Linked DNA regions of Homo sapiens: all the other regions are linked to region 2. Evidence: chromatin contacts called from ENCODE Hi-C or POLR2A ChIA-PET data. All regions are on one chromosome and are shown on one strand. The core of a region is the stretch at or near the end of the contact, and the rest is flanking DNA. Distances in the headings are between cores, read along the strand shown. Region 1 holds the start of THCAT155 (thyroid cancer-associated transcript 155). Region 2 overlaps LOC100128253 (a long non-coding RNA gene). Region 3 overlaps PRMT8 (protein arginine methyltransferase 8).

Region 1 (3,478 bases), core at 251-2,750, 150 kb after region 2:
TTCGGGGCTGCTTCCCTCGAGCTTAGCCCGCAGCGCGGGTGGAGAGGGGCGGGGAGGGGGTCGGGGGCACGAGAAGAACTTGAAACCGTGTGAAGGAATCCGGAGCAGATGAGAAGGGAGGAAAATAAAAGAAAGTGGAGACTGCAGAACAGACTCCGCTGTGGCTGACTGTGCCGGCCGACGCTCCAGCTGAGGGGCTGGGTTGGATTTTTTTTTTTCTCCCATCCTCTCGCTCTCTCTTTTAAAGCGACACCAGCTCTCTCTCCTCCTCTACTATCTCGGTATCACCAAACCCTTGCCGGCTCTTATGGGCATGAAACACTCCTCCCGCTGCCTGCTCCTGAGGAGGAAAATGGCGGAGAACGCGGCCGAGAGCACCGAGGTAAGGAGGCGAGCGAGCAGGGGCTCTCGGAGACCCCGCCGCCCACCCGGACCACCGCGCCGCCGCCGCCGCTCAGCGCCGAGTGCCAAACTTTCCCCAGTTTCATCCCGCTCGCTTCTGCCGGCCTCCTCCTGTGTGTGTGTGTGTGTGTGTGTGTGTGTGTGTGTGTGTGTGTGTGTGTGTGTGTGTTGGTGGGGGGTGGGGGGGAAGTTCATGTCTCAGGTCCCCTCCCTCTTGAAAATGCAAAACAGTCACTCTCACCCCATCACCCTCTCCTGCCACCCGCTGCTCCCTTCTCCCGCCCCCAAGTCCCAAACCCCGGGCAGCCGCGCTCCCCTGCCCTCTCCTCTGGGCTCCGTGAGGGCTCCCGGGTCCCGGCTTTGTGCAGAGCTGGGGTGGGTAATCCTGGGGCCAGGTCTGCCCCCTGCAGTGCCTTGACCGTCTCCTGCCGCTGCCTCAGCTTTACCCTTCAAGCTCGAGTCGGTTCCCGAGCTCTCCGTCCCCGCAGCCGCGCGGAGAGCCCCCGGCCGCGGGGGCCGAGCCGGCAGGAGGACTCGGGCACCTCCTACAGACCCTCCGGCCCAGATCTGGGCCAGAGAGAAGTCTGCAATCCTCAGATATCAGAGCCGCCTCTGGGTAGCTAAACCCGGCAGGGCACACGGGCCGCGGCCACCTTCAGCACCAGGGACAGCGTCCGCCCCTGCAGCAGCCGAGCCTGCGCGGACTGTGGGGGCTGCGCGCCGCCGGCTGCAGTGAGAAATGGGTCTGCAGCCACCCGTCCCGCAAGGGCTTTTGAGGAGGTCGCTCTAGCTCCGCAAATTGTGTTCTCGGCCCCCGCCTTCGGCAGCCTTTTTCTCTACTCTCCAGCTGGCCCTGAGCCGCAGAGAGCCCTGCTGGGCTTTGCGTCCCGAGACTCGAGGCTGTGATCCCTCGCCTCCCTCTGACCCCGCTGTCATTACAACAACCGGACTATTCCGTAGGCTCTGGGCACCTGTAGTCACGAAGGGGATCAGCGTGGGCAGCCCCCTTACCTTCCTGGAGAAACGGTGCGCCGAGATGGGGGCGGAGTGGGGCATGTGTGTGAAGATCATCCCTTACTCAGTGGCAGGAAAAAGACACAGAGAGCAAACTCCCAGGCTCTATTAATAGCTGGGTGTCTGGTGGGGCTGCCGCACATTTCACATATGGTTACCCATATGCAGCGGGGGGCGGGGATGGGGGTGTGGCGCGGGGATTGTCCCTCTGTCTTGCCGGAATGCAAAAAGGTAGAGAGACCCTTCCTGGTCTTCTTCCCTCGAGTTCTTAACTCTGCGCTAAAACCCCTACCCCACGGCGTAGGCAGCAAAGCTTTATAAATCCCCCTTCTCTGAGAGACTAGAAGCAGCATGCATCTGACAATTGTCAATTTCAAAACAAACACGCTCCGGGACTTGAACGCAGCGGGGCATTCAGTAGCGAATGCTGTCTCCTTGAGTTAGGGCAAAGCCTGCGTGCCCGCCGTCCCCTCACCACTTCCTCTTCCCCAGCCCCCACCTGAGAGCAGACATTCGGAATGATGTGTAGTGCGAGGCGGCTAGCCTCCCAGCAGAAAGCCATCCTTACCATTCCCCTCACCCTCCGCCCTCTGATCGCCCACCCGCCGAAAGGGTTTCTAAAAATAGCCCAGGGCTTCAAGGCCGCGCTTCTGTGAAGTGTGGAGCGAGCGGGCACGTAGCGGTCTCTGCCAGGTGGCTGGAGCCCTGGAAGCGAGAAGGCGCTTCCTCCCTGCATTTCCACCTCACCCCACCCCCGGCTCATTTTTCTAAGAAAAAGTTTTTGCGGTTCCCTTTGCCTCCTACCCCCGCTGCCGCGCGGGGTCTGGGTGCAGACCCCTGCCAGGTTCCGCAGTGTGCAGCGGCGGCTGCTGCGCTCTCCCAGCCTCGGCGAGGGTTAAAGGCGTCCGGAGCAGGCAGAGCGCCGCGCGCCAGTCTATTTTTACTTGCTTCCCCCGCCGCTCCGCGCTCCCCCTTCTCAGCAGTTGCACATGCCAGCTCTGCTGAAGGCATCAATGAAAACAGCAGTAGGGGCGGCCGGGCTCCTGCGAACAACAACAAAACAAACAAACAAAAAACCACGTCGCGTGCGGGGCACCAAGGCGGTGCGGGGAGGGACAGACCCAGCTGGGGCTCCTTGGAGGGGTGTGAGCCAGGTTGGCGGATCGGTTCTTAGCAACTTCCCTGGAGAAGGGGTAGAACCCAGACTTGGTCAAACGTGCCTAGCGGAGGCATCCAGGCAGCGTGACAATCACTTGGTTTCCCTCCAGGAACTGGCTGTTTTTGGAATAAGCCAGGACTAGAGCAGCACTTCCAAAAGTGGGGTGTTGTGGACTTGCCTGCATTTATGGTAGATGAGAGCGGCAGGAGCACGCCTCCACGTGTGTCAGTGGGTGGTGGGGAGCGTGGTAGTGGTCCTAGTTCTGAATTCCACACCTCTTTGTCAAGCACCGGCTCTGTACCAGGAAAGCTAGGTACCCAAGTTCCAAACATGAGGACCACCTGGTCCCTCCTCTGGAGGGGCTCACAGTCTCATGGACAACTATGATGGATAATCCTGTAGCCACCTTTTCCTGCTTTTTGTTGTTTATCTCATTCCATCCTCACAACAATCCTGTGAGATAAGCAAAGATTAGTATTCATTTCTTATACCCATTTTATAGTTGAGGACACCGAGGCTGAGGTCAAGCAATTGCTGAAAGTCTTCTGGTGGGTTAAGTCAGCCCTGAAACACAGACTGCCCCCACTTCTGATTCATTGCTGTTTGCCCTGCCCTTGCTATTTCTAACAAGATGCCATGTGTGAATGGGAGTAGATGAGGAGTGGGCAGAGAGGAATACTTTGGAAGGGAGAGATGCAGTGATGGAGGTGGGCAAGGATGGGAGAAAGTGTTCGTTCAAAAGCTAAAGCTACGGAGAGATACTCTAACCATTGGGCAGGAAGGGAGCAAGTGAAGAATAAAACTACTTACATTTTGACCAAAGCCTCCCTCCACAAAGCGAAGTACCCAGCTAGGGTACGAGAGCATCAACATCACGTGCTTGCTGGACACTGTTGGCAATGG
Region 2 (4,000 bases), core at 60-2,559:
TAGAGAACAACAAACTTGTAGCTTCTTTAAGCTACATGTTTGTGCCAGGGGCACTGCAGTGGGGGCAATAAGACCAGAGGCCCATGGCAGGCAGTGGTCGCCGAGCTCTTCTGACTGTACACCCCCTCAAATTTCTTATTTATAATTTTTATTCATGTACTATTGTCCATTTATATAGCAGGTATTCATCAAAACTTCATTTTGCAGTTTTGAAAGTTAAAAAATAATGAGGGATAGGGATTTCAGTAAGTTTTCCCTGTATCCCAGTATATTGTCTGTTGCCACCTTGGAGACCACTGGTGCAGAGTGTGCATGGAGTGGGTGAGAGCTGAAGGTTAGGTGGGGTCAGGTCAAGAGTGACCTTACATGTGAAGCTCGGGGACTTGAATTAATGTCCTGAAAGTGATGCTGACCCCAGGAAGGTGGTGCTTAAGTTCGAGAAAGAGATGGTGGAGGAATGGAGATAGGGGACAGACACCTGACTGGCGCAGAGGGAGGCCCCATCAGGCAGGCAGTGTGCTCCAGGAAGAGGCAGGAGAGGAAAGACCCCAGGAGTGGGCAGAGGAAGAAGCAGCCAGGTGGGAAGTTGAAACAGAGGCGGGGGTAGAAGGAGAACCAGGGGAGTGGGGGTCCAGGTAGCCAAGGAGGACAGGGTGGGCTGCAGTACTGCATGCTTGCTAAGAGGTCCAAGCAAGGGCTCACCTTTGTCCATGAAGGATACATGGGGATCATAGGGATGCACCATGAAGGGAGGGGAAACGGAGACCTGGAGGTGAATATTTTCAAATGAGAAGGCTGGGAGGGAAGCAGCTAGAAGGTCAGGGAAAGGAAGTGCTTTTGTGTGATGAGGGAGGGCGGCTCGGGCATGCCTAGTGCACTGGGAAAGGCTCCAAAGCCTGCTTAACTCTGCTGCCTCCGGGGAAGGGGACAGGGCTGAAGGAAGGTGAGTGGAAGAGCTCCAGCCACCACTTCCAGCCCTCCTCCTGACTGTCCCAGTGGATTCCCCTCTCTGGGACCTCATTGTACCCCAATTTCCTTTTCCCTGGAGAGTGATATATCAGGGGAGGTAGGTGGGGGAACATGGCAATGGCTGCAGCTGCCCCTGGAGAGGAGAAAAGCAAACATAAGCCACTTGATGTGAGCTTATCTGCCAGCGAATGGAGGGGCCAGGGCTTTGGATAATCCCCCAAATCATTTTTCATTGAGCTTTGAGTGTCTTATGATTGCTGGGAAGCCGACTGGCCTTCCTAAGTGGGTGTTATTTCTGTTCATAGCAGTTGGGAGCTGGGCTTGGGAACCAATTGAAGGAAGTGTTCCTGAGGGGCACCAGCTAGACAGCAGGGGGCAGGCAAGGCAGAGACTCCCACTACGGGTGTAACCAATGCTGGATGCAGAATCACGGACAAGCCTCTGAAGACAAAGGAGAGGGACCGTACCTCCCAGATCCCTGGCCTCGCGACGCTGATCTCTTCCTTGGCCTCTAAAAGGCACATCTGTGTCCTCCCTTTGGCCCTTTGTTCAGGCTGTGGCCTGAATCTGAAACCCCTGCTACTCTGTCCCAATGCTCCAGGGCTCAGGGGGACTCTACCCCTCCCTGAAGGTGGCTATTTCCACCTTCCCAGACCCCCAGGGCAAAGCCCAGCATCCACGGACTGCAGCAGTTGGCCTGGGTGCTTCTCAGCATCTTATTTAACAGACTGACTGATTTGGTTACCTTCCCGAGCTTGTGGACTGAGATGGGGACAGCGGTGCCACACAGTGGGGTCCAGACCCTCTTTCTGGCTCTGCCCTTTACTTGCTGCCTGTGCTTGGCGAGGCAAGCTACTTCCCTCCCTGAGTGTTTGGTTTCCCACCTGCAGGGAAAAGCAGCGGCTCTCCTGCTTAGGTCTTAGAATTACCTGGGGGACTCGTTAAAGTGAAGATCTCAGGGCCCACCCCCAGAGTTTCTGATTCATTAGGTTTAGTGTGAGACCCTGAAGGATTTGCTCCCAGGCAGGGTGACTGATAATCCCCATTTGCCCGGGACAGAGGGATTTCTTGGGATACAGGAGTGCTGTTCAGGGTTAAACCTGGGCAATCCTGGGAAACCAGGATGGCTAGTCACTGCTCCCAGGTGCTGCTGGTCTTGGGACCACACTTTGCATCAATGTTCTCTAAGGTCCCTTCCAACTCTGAAAGTCCCTGTGCCTGCAGTATAAGTACCCTTCACCTCTGAAACAGGCATAACTGGGTGGGACATGAGGGTGGGCCCGTCCTCTCATGCAAATTCACATTTAGGACACAGTTCCTGTTGAAATGATAAAGATCTCCCAGATTGCCCGGCAATGAGCCTCAAGGTGCCTTCCCCCCAGGAAGAGGTTCTGACTGTAGCACAAAGGTGGGATTCAGGGGCAGCCAGCAGGTGCGGGGGCGGTGAATGTCATTGTCAGGATCCATGCCATAGGACATCTCAGAAAGGCAACCACAGATGCCTTGAAGGTGAACTGATGCATTTTGGGGACTTTCATCAGGGCTGGATGTGTAATGGCATGGCTGTGAGACTTGAGGATCATTGTCCTCCTACTGCATCCCCCCGCTCTCCCAAGCAGATGAGGCTCAAAGCACAGAGATGCAGGATGTGTAGGAAGAGCCCAGCTGGCTGGCCAGATGTGCTGGGAGTCCTGGTGAGCAGGGCAGGCTCCAGCCGGGGCCAGTGCCCAGGAGCACAGGGTACCACAGGTGTTGGCTGGTGGGCAAGACCAAGTCCTTTAATAGTGATGGGGAGCAAGGGGTGGGAGCTGGCTGTATAGATCATACATAAACACATGGCGTTTTGAGGCCCTGGGTGAGCTGCATCCTTCACTCCCTCAACAAACATGTATTGAGTGCCTGCTATGTGCTATGTGCTGGTACTTGGAACAACTGGACTTGCTCCTTCAGGAGGTCACAGCAGTCGTGAGGGTGGGGCACATGCATGCAAACAACTTCCAGACACTGGAGAGCACTTTCAGAGATGCTGGCCCGTCCTGATGGGAGCGCAGAGGGACAGGCATTGATTCTGCCAGACGAGGGTGGTGGGGGTGGATGGCAAAAGAAAGGGGCATTTAATTTGGTCCTTAAAAACAGGCAGGGTTTCTGCGGGCAGAAAAGGAGGGAGGGCTGCCCAGGGAGAGGGGACAGTGTGAGCAAAGGCCTGGCGGCATGGCTGGGCAGGGTGGGCCGGCGGGGGCAGGAAGGGCTGGGAAGCCATGTCTGGGCCTGGAACAAACTTGGCCTCACTAAGTTGTGACTTTCCGCTTTCCCCCACATTCTCTACTCCTGGGATCTCACCAACCTCTTATTCTTTGTCTGCTCCCATTAGCAAAAGCTGAGGTTGGGAGGGACCTGACTCTCCGTTCCCTAAGGGAAGAGCACCCCATACCAGGGGAGGGCTTTTGGGGCGCCTGATGTTTCTGAAAACAAACAAGCAAACAAACAAAACTGGCATATTTCACTTAACATAACGTCCTCCAGGTTCATCCACATGTCACAGACAACAAGATTCCCTTCTTTTATAAGGCTAAATAGCATTCCATTGTATATATATGCCACATTTTCTTTACCCGTTCATCCCCTGATGGCCGCTTAAGTTGATTCTGTATCTTGGCTATTGTGAACAGTAATGAAATGAACATGGAATGCAGATAGCTCTTCAACATACTAATTTCATTTCCTTTGGATAAATACACAGTAGCATCTTATGTTAAGTGAAATAAGCCAGGCACAGAAAGACAAATACCACATGATCTCACTCATACGTGGAATCTAAAAAGTTGATCCCATAGAAATAGAGTGTAGAATGGTGGTGGGGGGAAGTGGGGAGGGGAAGAGATGTTGGTTAAAGGGTATAAAATTTCAGTTGGACAGGAGGAATAAGCTCAAGAGATCTATTGCATGTCGGGACTCTGTATGGTTAATAACATTGTATTTTTTTTTTTATACTTTAAGTTCTAGGGTACATGTGCACAACGTGCAGGTTTGT
Region 3 (3,560 bases), core at 568-3,067, 190 kb after region 2:
AAAATTAGCCTGGCATGGTGGCGGGTGCCTGTAGTCCCAGCTACTTGGGAGGCTAAGGCAGGAGACTGGCATGAACCCGGGAGGCAGAGCTTGCAGTGAGCTGAGATCACGCCACTGCACTCCAGCCTGGGCGACAGAGTAAGACTCCGTCTCAAAAAAAAAAAAAAAAAAAAAAAAAAAAAAGAGCTCTCTCTTTAGCTTATCTGCCCAAACCTACTTGCCATGGAACCTTTTTCTAGGAGTACCAATTATACAGTATACAATGTGGGAAAATGTTACTCTAGACCAGTGGTTTTCAAACTTTATGGTGTATCAGAATCACCTGCTGGGACCCGTCCCAAAATTTCTGATTCATTGGTTTCTGTCCTTCAAGGCCTGGGAATCTGCATTTCTTACCAGTCCCCAGGTGATGCTGGTGGTCTGGAGACCACACTTCAAGAACCACTGCCGTAGACCCCTCTGCAAGCCCTGGCTCAGCCGAGGGTCCTGGGAGGCCTCCCAGAGTGGGAGGGTGGAGACTGAGAGCAGTGGGCAGCAGGAGCTAAGAGAAGGGGTTTCCAGGAAACACAGCCTTGAGAAGGCTTGACTCTAAGGTAAGAAAACCCTATGTAGGGATGGGCTCTGCCAAGATCCCAGAGTTAGAGTCAGAGATTCTATAAAACAGGGGGTTCCAAATGGGGGACAGCCGACCCTCTGTGACAGGCATCAGTGGCTTGCCCCCAACATCCAGGCCTGGAAAAGGCAGATCTGGAGAGCGTCTGTGCCTACGAAGCCAAGTCTTGTGAAGGGCATGAGGCAGACGACTGAAGAATAAACCAGAGCAAGCTGGGGAGCCCGGGAGGCCACATGCAGAAGACAACACCGTCTCGCAGGACTGGCAACACCTAGATCAAGCTTGTCCAACCTGCAGCCTGCACACCGCCCAGGATGGCTTTGAATGTGGCCCAACACAAATCCACAGACTTTCTTAAAATACTATGAGATTTTGTTTGGATTTTTATTTTTTAGCTCATCAGCAATCGTTAGTGTATTTTATGGGTGGCCCAAGACCATTCTTCTTCTTCTAATGTGGCCCAGGGAAGCCTGGACAACCCTGACCCTCCTCCCCTTTGCCCCCAGACTCTGGGCTTCCAGCCCCGAGGGTAAGAAGCAGCAAGCTAGAGCTACCTACCCTAGCACAGTACACCCCTCTGAGGGGGCTGACTTCATCTGCCAGCCCCGATGATAAGACAGGGGTGCAGGAGAGTAGAGAGAGGGTGCATGTAGGGCTGTCTTGGCCAAAGGCAGGCAATAAAGCTGTACTTTTGCTTTCTTAGGTGATAGGAGAGGTCCCAATGCCCAGCAGAGCCCTTGCTTGTCTTGCTGCTGCCTGACATTTCACATAAGAATGTTCTTTTTTTCTGCAAACCTCTGGTCCCTATCTAAAGGCAGGCAGATGGTTCTGGAAGAGCTAACCCTTTGTGTAATTATGCAGAACGGGAGCCACAGCTTAGATCACAGCCTGGTGAGTAAACACAGGTTGAAGAGAGGTGTGGTGAGTGTCTAAGGGCGACACTGGGCAGAGGGGCTGGCACGAAGGTGGGCAAGGAGGGAAGAAGGTGAAGGCGGTGGGCAAAAGAGTGGGGTGAGGCCCAGGCTGGAAGCCTCCTGCCACCCCTACTCTGTCCCCTCCCACTGCGATCCTCTTTCTTCCCTCCGTGGGCCCTCCAGGCCAGGCAGGCGGCTGCTGAGGACAGACGACTCAGGTTAGAAAAAGCTCTCTTGACATTTGGAGAACAGAGCAGGATTTGGCTCCTCTAGTGGAGCCTCTTGTTCTCAGGGAAATCATTTTAAAGCTTGGGCTGGTGCCAGCAGGAGCCATTTATAGCCCAAAGGGCTTAGGTTCACTTTGGCTGCCTGGTGCAGAGAGTGCTGGCTTCCCTCTCCCCTCTGCAGGCTGCCTTCCCCCTTCAGATGTCCAGCACCTTCACTCTCCTTCCTTAAAGCTTCTTTTTCCTCTCCTCTACCACCTCTTTCCTATTCTCTTGGAGGTTCCAGTTCCAGATCCACCTCCGGACCTAGATTCCCCTAGGTGAGCCTAAACAAATTCCTTTCCTTCTGTGGGCCTCAGTCTCTCCATCTGCACCCTGACACCTATTGTCTGCTCTCTTTAAACTCTGTCACCTTGGAGAGGTGCCTGCCTGTGCCTACCTCCACTGAAGCGCTCTCCTCTGTCTAGTTATTGCCTGTTGACTCTCTTTCTGCCCTCAACACTGGGCTTCCTGCCTGGGCCAGCTGTGTTACCCTTTTCTGAGCACAGGGCCTGGCTCCTGGCAGTAGCTCAGTTAAGCTTGGTTGGGCCGAACTGAGCTAACCATGGCATCAGTTTCAAGAGCACAGGTTTTGGCATAAAACAGATACTGGTTGACATCTTGGCTGTGCTGCTTGCTATCTCTGGGCCCTGGCAAATGACTGGACTTTGTGAGCTTTAGTTTCCTCATCTGTAAATGTCAGTTACTATGAGGATTTCACGAGATGGTGTCTATCTATAAAGTGCTTGGCGCAGCGCCTGGGGCGCAGTGGGCCCTTAGTCAATGTTAGGTCTCATCACCATCATCATCCTCTGCCATCTACCTGCATTTTCAAGGGATGTGGGTTAGGTCAAACATGCTCCCCCAAATCCCCACCCCTGCTTGTGGAAATCCGACCCACCCTTCAAGGACGAGCTCACAAGCTCACATGCCCCTTCTTCAGGAAGCCAGCTTCCTCCTGTCTCCAGCTCTGCTGCGTCCATAACCTTTCATCTCTGCATTTAGTGGGCCCGAGGCCTGTTCACCCCAGTAGAGTGGGTAGACTAAGACAATCGCACTTTATTTATTAGGGAGAAAAACTGTGCTGAAGCTGCCCTGGGTAAGGCCAGTCTGGGGGCGGAACACTGTGTTGGGGGAGTCCTGATCAGCCGCTGGCGTGGTGAGTCGAAGGCAAATCACAAGTATTGACAGTGGAGGGTGATTCTCACCATATCAGGGAGGCAGACAACATCGGGAGACCTCCAGCAAGTAACAGGGCCCTGGGCCTGGGCCTTTGGACGGAGGTGGGGAAAGAGCAAGGCAGGGTGCTTTCTCTGCCCTGGGGCCCAAGAACCCAACAGGACAAGGCTGGAGGCGATGGTGCAGAAACAGGTACCAGAACCGACTCCAGGGCAGAGCAGGCAGGGCCAGACCTCCAGGGTGATGTGGGCACAGGAACCCTGGAAGGGACTGGGGGCACTGGAATGTCCAGTGGGGAGGGACTTGGGCACAGGGAGCAAATTGGAGGTGAGAAAGCTGCAGCCATGAGCAGACCAAGACGCTGATGTTGAGAGTCCAGCTGCCCATCCGAGTGTGATTCCAAATCCTTTTGCTGACTTCTCAGACTATGTATACAAGATTGGAGTTTGAAAGTCACCTTCACTCAGAGACTCTGCTTGCCTGGTGTGGCTTAGGGAGGAGTTGAGCCTTCTGACTTTACAGAGGAGACCACTGTCATCCCCCAAGACCTATCCCCTGTGCTCCTCAAGTCTCAAGAGCCTTCAGTTGTGG

Evidence for each region. A loop is a pair of places that touch in the nucleus more often than their neighbours do. ChIA-PET counts read pairs that join two places held with the same protein, here RNA polymerase II (POLR2A). Pooled maps may share reads with other maps.
Region 1: a map of cardiac septum shows a loop between it and region 2 (2.0-fold over the local background). The contact joins the promoter of THCAT155 here to the enhancer-like site in region 2. A Hi-C loop is called at or near these places in 3 of 168 maps with a recorded cell type or tissue (cardiac septum, endothelial cell of hepatic sinusoid and heart left ventricle) and 2 of 50 pooled maps. POLR2A ChIA-PET finds 5 or more read pairs at or near these places in 2 of 52 experiments (A673 and OCI-LY7).
Region 3: a map of heart left ventricle shows a loop between it and region 2 (2.0-fold over the local background). The contact joins two enhancer-like sites. A Hi-C loop is called at or near these places in 3 of 168 maps with a recorded cell type or tissue (MCF 10A and heart left ventricle), 1 of 37 single-sample maps with no recorded cell type and 8 of 50 pooled maps.

Annotation. Positions count from the first base shown.
Region 1 is chr12:3,491,319-3,494,796 of GRCh38, forward strand. It overlaps THCAT155 (thyroid cancer-associated transcript 155), which reads right to left and starts at 1,501. Exons shown (of 2, transcript NR_126055.1): 1 at 1,414-1,501. It overlaps PRMT8 (protein arginine methyltransferase 8), which reads left to right. Exons shown (of 10, transcript NM_019854.5): 1 at 1-382. The coding sequence starts at 308.
Region 2 is chr12:3,340,907-3,344,906 of GRCh38, forward strand. All of the region lies in intron 1 of LOC100128253 (a long non-coding RNA gene), which reads right to left. Among named protein-coding and RNA genes, the nearest start is that of LINC02417, 25 kb to the right of the region's middle. Within about 2 kb of position 1,310, at least 2 of the 41 ENCODE cell types and tissues checked have a DNase peak (open chromatin) inside an H3K27ac peak, as active enhancers do.
Region 3 is chr12:3,532,459-3,536,018 of GRCh38, forward strand. All of the region lies in intron 1 of PRMT8 (protein arginine methyltransferase 8), which reads left to right. Among named protein-coding and RNA genes, the nearest start is that of THCAT155, 41 kb to the left of the region's middle. Within about 2 kb of position 1,818, at least 6 of the 41 ENCODE cell types and tissues checked have a DNase peak (open chromatin) inside an H3K27ac peak, as active enhancers do.